Linked DNA regions of Mus musculus: region 1 is linked to region 2. The links are chromatin contacts, found by Hi-C or POLR2A ChIA-PET in ENCODE. All regions are on one chromosome and are shown on one strand. Each heading gives the region's core, a stretch centred on a gene start or an enhancer-like site at or near the end of the contact. The rest is flanking DNA. Distances are from core to core; before and after follow the strand shown. Region 1 holds the start of Tsc1 (TSC complex subunit 1). Region 2 holds the start of Ddx31 (DEAD/H box helicase 31).

Region 1 (3,181 bases), core at 134-2,633, 200 kb after region 2:
GGATTTCAGCCTTTTTTTTTTCAGTGAATACCACCGGTTTTATGGAAAAATACAAAATACTTTGTAACCAAATTTGGATTACCAAATACACCGTGCTGTAAGAAACAAAAGCTTAAGACATACAAACCAAATGCACCCTGTTCAAAATCTCTCACCACACACACACACACACACACACACACACACACACATATCCCTACCTTGGCCAAATGATTAACTACACTCACTTAATAATAGGCCACCTTTAATCAAATAACAGACAAATGGAACCAGTCGGACTTCAATTCCAGTGCTGTCTCAGAATAGGGGGGTGTGACCTTGGGCAAATTATTCCACTCTCTCCAGGCCTCAGTTTCTTCATTTAGAAAGGCTGCAGACTGCTTCTCCTTTGTCCAGAACCAAAGACAGGATGGCTACCAAGCACTTTCAATAGTGCTCGGTCACACAGGCACCCCCTATTCCCCCTCTCCAAAAAACAAAAAACAAAAAAAAAACAAAAAAAAAAACAAAAAAAAACGATAGTTGCGATTACTGGCCGACCACACTCCACGCCATCCCCACGTCTCTCTCATTCCAAATCCAACACGCGAGAAGCCAAACTCTTCTAACCCACAACACAAAGAAAGTGCTTGGGTTCTAAAAAAGGTGTCTGGGACCGCAGGCAGTGGGTCCTCCAGGTCCTCAAATGAATGAATGAGCGTTCAGCAGTGGCTGGGCAGGTAGCTGTCGCTAACGAGCACCTCTGCCGACTTGGAGGTAACTGTCTTCCAGCATCAATTAAACACCCACAAGTACACCCAGAGCCAAGCACTCGGCCGTGCACACTCTCCCCGAGACGGCGGGCGCCGGGCAGCCTCCAGTGCCCACAGGCGGCCTTCATTCATTCTCCACCCCCAGCCCCGGCGGCTGCAGTAGAGGCTCGAGCCGCGACCCCACCCCCGGGTCCCCGTGCCGGGCCCGGGGTCTCTGACCTGCGCGGCGCACCCCCGCGGGAGCCTGTCACCGCAGCAAGCGAGGGGGGCGGGTTAGCGGGGCCACCTCGGGCCCGGAGCTGCAGCCAGCCATGCCATCGGACGGAGCAGGCCCGCCTCAGCTCCCCGGGGCCCCAGCAGCCCAAGCCGAGCCCTGCCGGAGCCAGCGCGCGATGAGGGCGAGGAAGAAGCTCCCCGAACCCCCTTCCCCGGACCCCCGACTCGGCTAACGCGCTCCGCAGCGCCCCACAGCGTGAGGTCACGCTGCCAGAGCTGCCCCGAAAAGCCCACAAGGAAAAGAAGGGGAAACACCCCCCGTACTCACCCACCGTCTCCTCCCCCTCAGCTGTTTACCTCACAGTCCCTCCAGCCTACAGGGCGCCGCCATCTTGGACGCGCAGCACCTCCCCCTGGCGTGAAGCGTCTCGAGCGGCGGGGGCCTCCGCTATGAAAAAGAGTCCCTATTCGGGTCTCTACTACGCTCCGAGCCTAATGCCAGATGGCCAGAGTCTCAGCCTCTCCAGACAGGACAGGATATACCACTTATGACGATACAAGCTGGCCGAGATAAATAAAACCGAAAGAGATTTTAATGTGGAGGCGGGGACGGCGGAAGGATCGTGAAGGTGGGAGCCCACTGAGAGATCTTGTGACTCTGAAGGAGGCCGAAAGAAGTCCCGGCGCAGAGGGCGGAGCCACGAGACCGGCCGAGGGGTGGGGTGGGGAGGGGCGGCCACGTGATGGTGACAGGAGGCGCGCGCTCGGAACAAGCACAGTCAAAAACAAGCTGGCAGGGCTAGGCTCAGTGGAGAGCGCTGGCCCTTTCGAGCCAGGTCCCTCTGTCTTTGGCACACCTGCCACCTTTGGGGTCTCCCTGTAGGCGTTCCTATTTCCAAATGAGCCTCTGGGATCCCCTTGGATGGACAGCCTGTCAATTGCAGCAAAAAGGATGGGGCTTTCCCCCACCACCACTTTTTCCTTTGCAGAAGAGTCTGTGGAGTGACATGTAGAGGCCAGCCTTAGTCAGAGGATGCAGTTTATGTTGTAAAGTCAGAATACCTTGATTTACTTGCATGCCATGACAAGGTGTCAAGTCTTTTCAAACCTTGCCGGCTGTGGTGCAAAGCTTTTTAGAGGGATATCAGAATGTATATAGTTTTCATTTGCTGTTATTTTCCTTATTTGTATTATTTTTTTAATTAATTATGTATTTATTAAGGTTTTCCAAGACAAAGTTTCTCTTTATGCTTTGCCCATCCTGGAACTTGCTCTGTAGCCCAGGCTGGCCTGGAAGTCAAGAGAGTCTTCTGCCTCTGCCTAGCTTTAAAGGTGCTAGCTTTAAAGGTGTTCACCGCCGCAGCTGCCCCAGCAGCCGCCGCCACAACCACCACCACCACCTGGCATTGTGTATTTTTTGTTTTGGTTTGTTGTTGCTGTATTTTGTTGTTTTTTGGTTTGGGTTGGAGTTTGGGGTTTTATTATACTTAAACTTATATAATAAGACCCAGTGAAAGATGATAAGCGGAAGCTAGAGAAATGGCCTTGCCGTTAAGAGCATTTGTTGCTCTTACAGAGGACCAGGGTTAGGTTCCCAGAACCCAAATGGCAGCAGCTCCCAACTACCTATAACTCCAGTTCGAGGAGATGGCGCCCTCGCCTGGCCTTCTTGGGAACTAGGACTTCTCTCCTAAGCATACATCCAGGAGGCTCTCCTTGTCCTTAAGATAATTGAGTTTGTGTACACTCACCCCCAAATTGTAGTCTTTCAAGTCGTGTGCATTGCACGTTGGATAAGCCAGGGAAATTATTAACAAATAAGTATTTTGTGTGTATTTAGTGGTTGCTTTGTATTGAGAGAAAAGCTTTGAGGTGTGATTAAATCGTAAACTCTGATTCTATTTGGGAAAAACAGGAAAAAAGGTGCACTTAATCTCTAGCTAAAACAGCGTAATTTTTCAACTTTTACCCTAAAATTATAATTTCAAGATGTTTAGACATACTGTATCTTGTGTTTGTGTACCCTCTCCCCAATATTATGGTTTATTCTTTAATGCCTTTTAATTTGGATATAATAGCTTGTACTTTAGATTTTGGTTGCTATCTTGCCAAAATAAGTGTTACTGTTTTTCAAGCTTGGCCCCCTTCCCCAATTGTCTTATTTAAAGAGAAAGTTAAACTCATTAAAAAAAATAATAATAATAATAATAATT
Region 2 (2,978 bases), core at 479-2,978:
TCTACCTCCTCGGTGCTGGGATTAAAGGCATGTGCCACCACACCCAGCCTGCATTATCTCTTAATCACTTTTGAAACAACAGTTGAAGTAACGATAAAATCTGTTCACTCAATTAAATTTTGAATTTCTTTTTCTTCTTCTTTTTGTATAGTTGAGGATGGAACTCAAAAGCCTTGCATAACTGGGTAAGCAAGATGCATGTTCCTGCTACAGGGCTGGGCATATGCCACAAGCCTGATTCAATGCTGCTGACCTAAGGCAGCTGTCTACTTCCTCAAAGGAAACACAATTGATTTTATTTCTATTACTGGCACATAGCAACTGCCTCTAAGGACCAGACAATATGCAGTTATTGCAGGTATCCCATTGGAGTCTCATAACAATCTTCTATAAAACAAATTCGTGTTCCTATTTATGGATAGGAGAGACTAACTCCCCCCAAGTCACATAGACTACTGTATTCCAAAGCTGACATCTATACCAGCCCAGGTCTACCCTACAGTAAATCCTATGCCCTCTCCTCCACTATCCGGAGGGTTGTCTGTATTTCTCCTCCCACATAGTTTCAACTATACCAATGGCTTGCTGAAGAGTCCTTACTCATCACCTTCTAAGCTTAATAAGGTCCCTCCTTCCTTCTACCAAGGTGCAACTAGGCAGTGGGTGTGTTAGTCAAAGGAGTTTAAAAGCATTGGTTGACCTGAAACTGGCTGGGCAATTTGTATTTCATTATTATCTTTTGGGTGAGGGGGATGAAGCCTCCTATCACATCTTCCCACTTTCAAGAAGATAAACCAGCAACCCTAAAACCATCTTTTTGCTGTAAGAGTCACTTTTCTCCTCTCGAGGGAACGGATACGTGGATGAAAACGTCCCGTTTAAAAGCTCAAAGAACCGAGTCCAGTCTCCATTCCTAACAGAAGTGACCCTTCCTGCCAGCAGAAGACCTGGCTCCCGACAGTTAAGACCTCATGTCTCAGGCATTATTTTCCAGCTTGGATACACCCAGCCTCCAATCCTTATGCTGACTAGTCCCCCGTCCCGTCCCCCCCTCCCCCCAGCTAGTCTCAAGAACTTGACTAGTTACTACAGCCTGCAATTCTAACCTAAGTTCTCAGACAATCTCAGGAGCCCGCCGGTCTCTTGCTCCCAAGGCGGGGTTCCCCGCTCGTTCACGTGTTTCCGAGAGCAGCCCGGCAGCCCCTCTGGACATCTTAAAGAACTCGACCGGACCTGATCACTGTGGCACCTCCCGGGCTGGGGTTGCACTCACCCGCTTCATCTGGACCTGAGTGCGTCCGAAGCACGTCCTGGAAGGCCGGTCAGGCAAAGTGCTGCAGACAGTAGCCAAAGCCCAAGTGCGGAGCCGCGGAACCAGCAGGGAGCCCAGGTAGCACGTGGAGAGGGAGGATCTTCGCAACTATCGCCGGTCCGCCGCCGCCCCTTCCGGGTCCGGGAGCCGGGACGGCACGCACCGGCGGGAGACAAGAGGCCTCACACGCCTCCGAAACCGGAAGAGGCCGAGCGCCGCCCACCCAGCAGGGTCTCCTTTAGCCACCACGCTGGTCTTCTCAGCTTTTCAGTCACCCACGGAGGCTCACTCTCCCGTGGGCTCTTAGTCGGACCTAGCACCCAGTGTCTAGGAAAGGGACTCTCTGAAGCGCCCACCTTCTCCGCGTGTCTGCAGGCGCGCCTCGGGTCAGCCCTACCGGAGCGCACTTTCCAGACAGGCAGCTCCACGGCCATCTAGCAGGGTGGCGTTGCCTAGCAACGACGGGGTCCTTTCTGGCTCGGTGGCGCTCGGGGCCTGCGGGGAGTGAACGGGCGCGGAGGGCGCTGGGAGAGGCCGGGGCAAGGTGGCGAGCGTTCAGTGTGCCGGTAACCCGACCTCCTCGCTCCTAGTAAGATGAGCGAGGCGGACCAGGCCCTGGTGGGGCCCAAGGCCGACGAGCCCTCGCCGCCCGCAGAGGAGAAGGACGAAGGGGGCGGGAAGGAGGCGGCTGCCGACGCGGCCCCCGGGCCCAGCGCCTCGTTTCGCCTCATGGTGACTCGGCGGGAGCCTGCCGTGAAGCTGCAATACGCGGTGAGCGGGTTAGAGCCGCTCTCCTGGTCTGAGGACCACCGCGTGTCTGTGTCCACGGCTCGCAGCGTCGCCGTGCTGGAGCTTATCTGCGATGTGCACAACCCAGGCCAGGATCTGGTGATCCACCGCACCTCGGTACCCGCACCTCTCAACAGCTGCCTCCTCAAGGTAAGTCGCCTCCACCGCTTCTCCCGCGGACGCGCCACGGATCCCAAGGGAAGCTGGCCTGCACCCGGCTCTAGGATTCCATGTGCATCCAACTCTTAATGAAGGGGCTAGCCTCGCCGCAGCTTTTAAAAAGTCGTGCAAGCGTCTTCACTGTTCCTAGACACCCCCGCCCCCCCAGCCAGGATCCGCTATCCATTCCTTCATTACTGGTGGATGGAACAGTTAGAGCCGTTAGCCCCGGGATTTCTGGAACTCTTGTGACTCCACCCCGCAGCTGACCCAACCCCTGACCTGTCTACCGTTGCTCCTATTGTCTGGGGCCAACTCCCCAGGCCCTGGGCTGGCTTTGTGTTTTCATTCTGTAATGCAAGCGCCCTCCTCTCGCGCCACTTTTGCTTTGAGAAGAAAAACTGATCTATTTCGTTACCTGTTTGACGGTTTCATTGTGAACGGTCCTTGTGTCTCCTTGGGTAGACAGCTCTTAAATCTGGAAGTGTGATGAAAAATAAAACCTCGGAGAGCATCAGGTGCTTAGACTTCCAAGTCCAAGGTCTCTGTAACTCTATAAATTTACTGCCTTCAACTTCATATAACCCAAGTTTGCTCCTGAACTGTAGAGTTTCTAATTTTTGTTGTATTAATGTAACCATTTTCAAACATGGTTTACTTTAGTGAGCGATGTTCCTTTTCATAGTCTATAAATGTAAAAACTTACTTTTATTTTATT

Evidence for each region. A loop is a pair of places that touch in the nucleus more often than their neighbours do. ChIA-PET counts read pairs that join two places held with the same protein, here RNA polymerase II (POLR2A).
Region 1: a loop to region 2 is called in a map of heart, with 4 times the contacts of the local background. The contact joins the promoter of Tsc1 here to the promoter of Ddx31 in region 2. A Hi-C loop is called at or near these places in 1 of 37 maps with a recorded cell type or tissue (heart). POLR2A ChIA-PET finds 5 or more read pairs at or near these places in 1 of 5 experiments (embryonic stem cell).

The regions. Positions count from the first base shown.
Region 1 is chr2:28,639,435-28,642,615 of GRCm38, reverse strand. It overlaps Tsc1 (TSC complex subunit 1), which reads right to left and starts at 1,383. Exons shown (of 23, transcript NM_022887.4): 1 at 1,326-1,383.
Region 2 is chr2:28,839,156-28,842,133 of GRCm38, reverse strand. Ddx31 (DEAD/H box helicase 31) reads right to left here and starts at 1,728. Exons shown (of 20, transcript NM_001033294.3): 1 at 1,274-1,728. The coding sequence starts at 1,282. Gtf3c4 (general transcription factor IIIC, polypeptide 4) reads left to right here and starts at 1,774. Exons shown (of 5, transcript NM_172977.3): 1 at 1,774-2,251. The coding sequence starts at 1,907.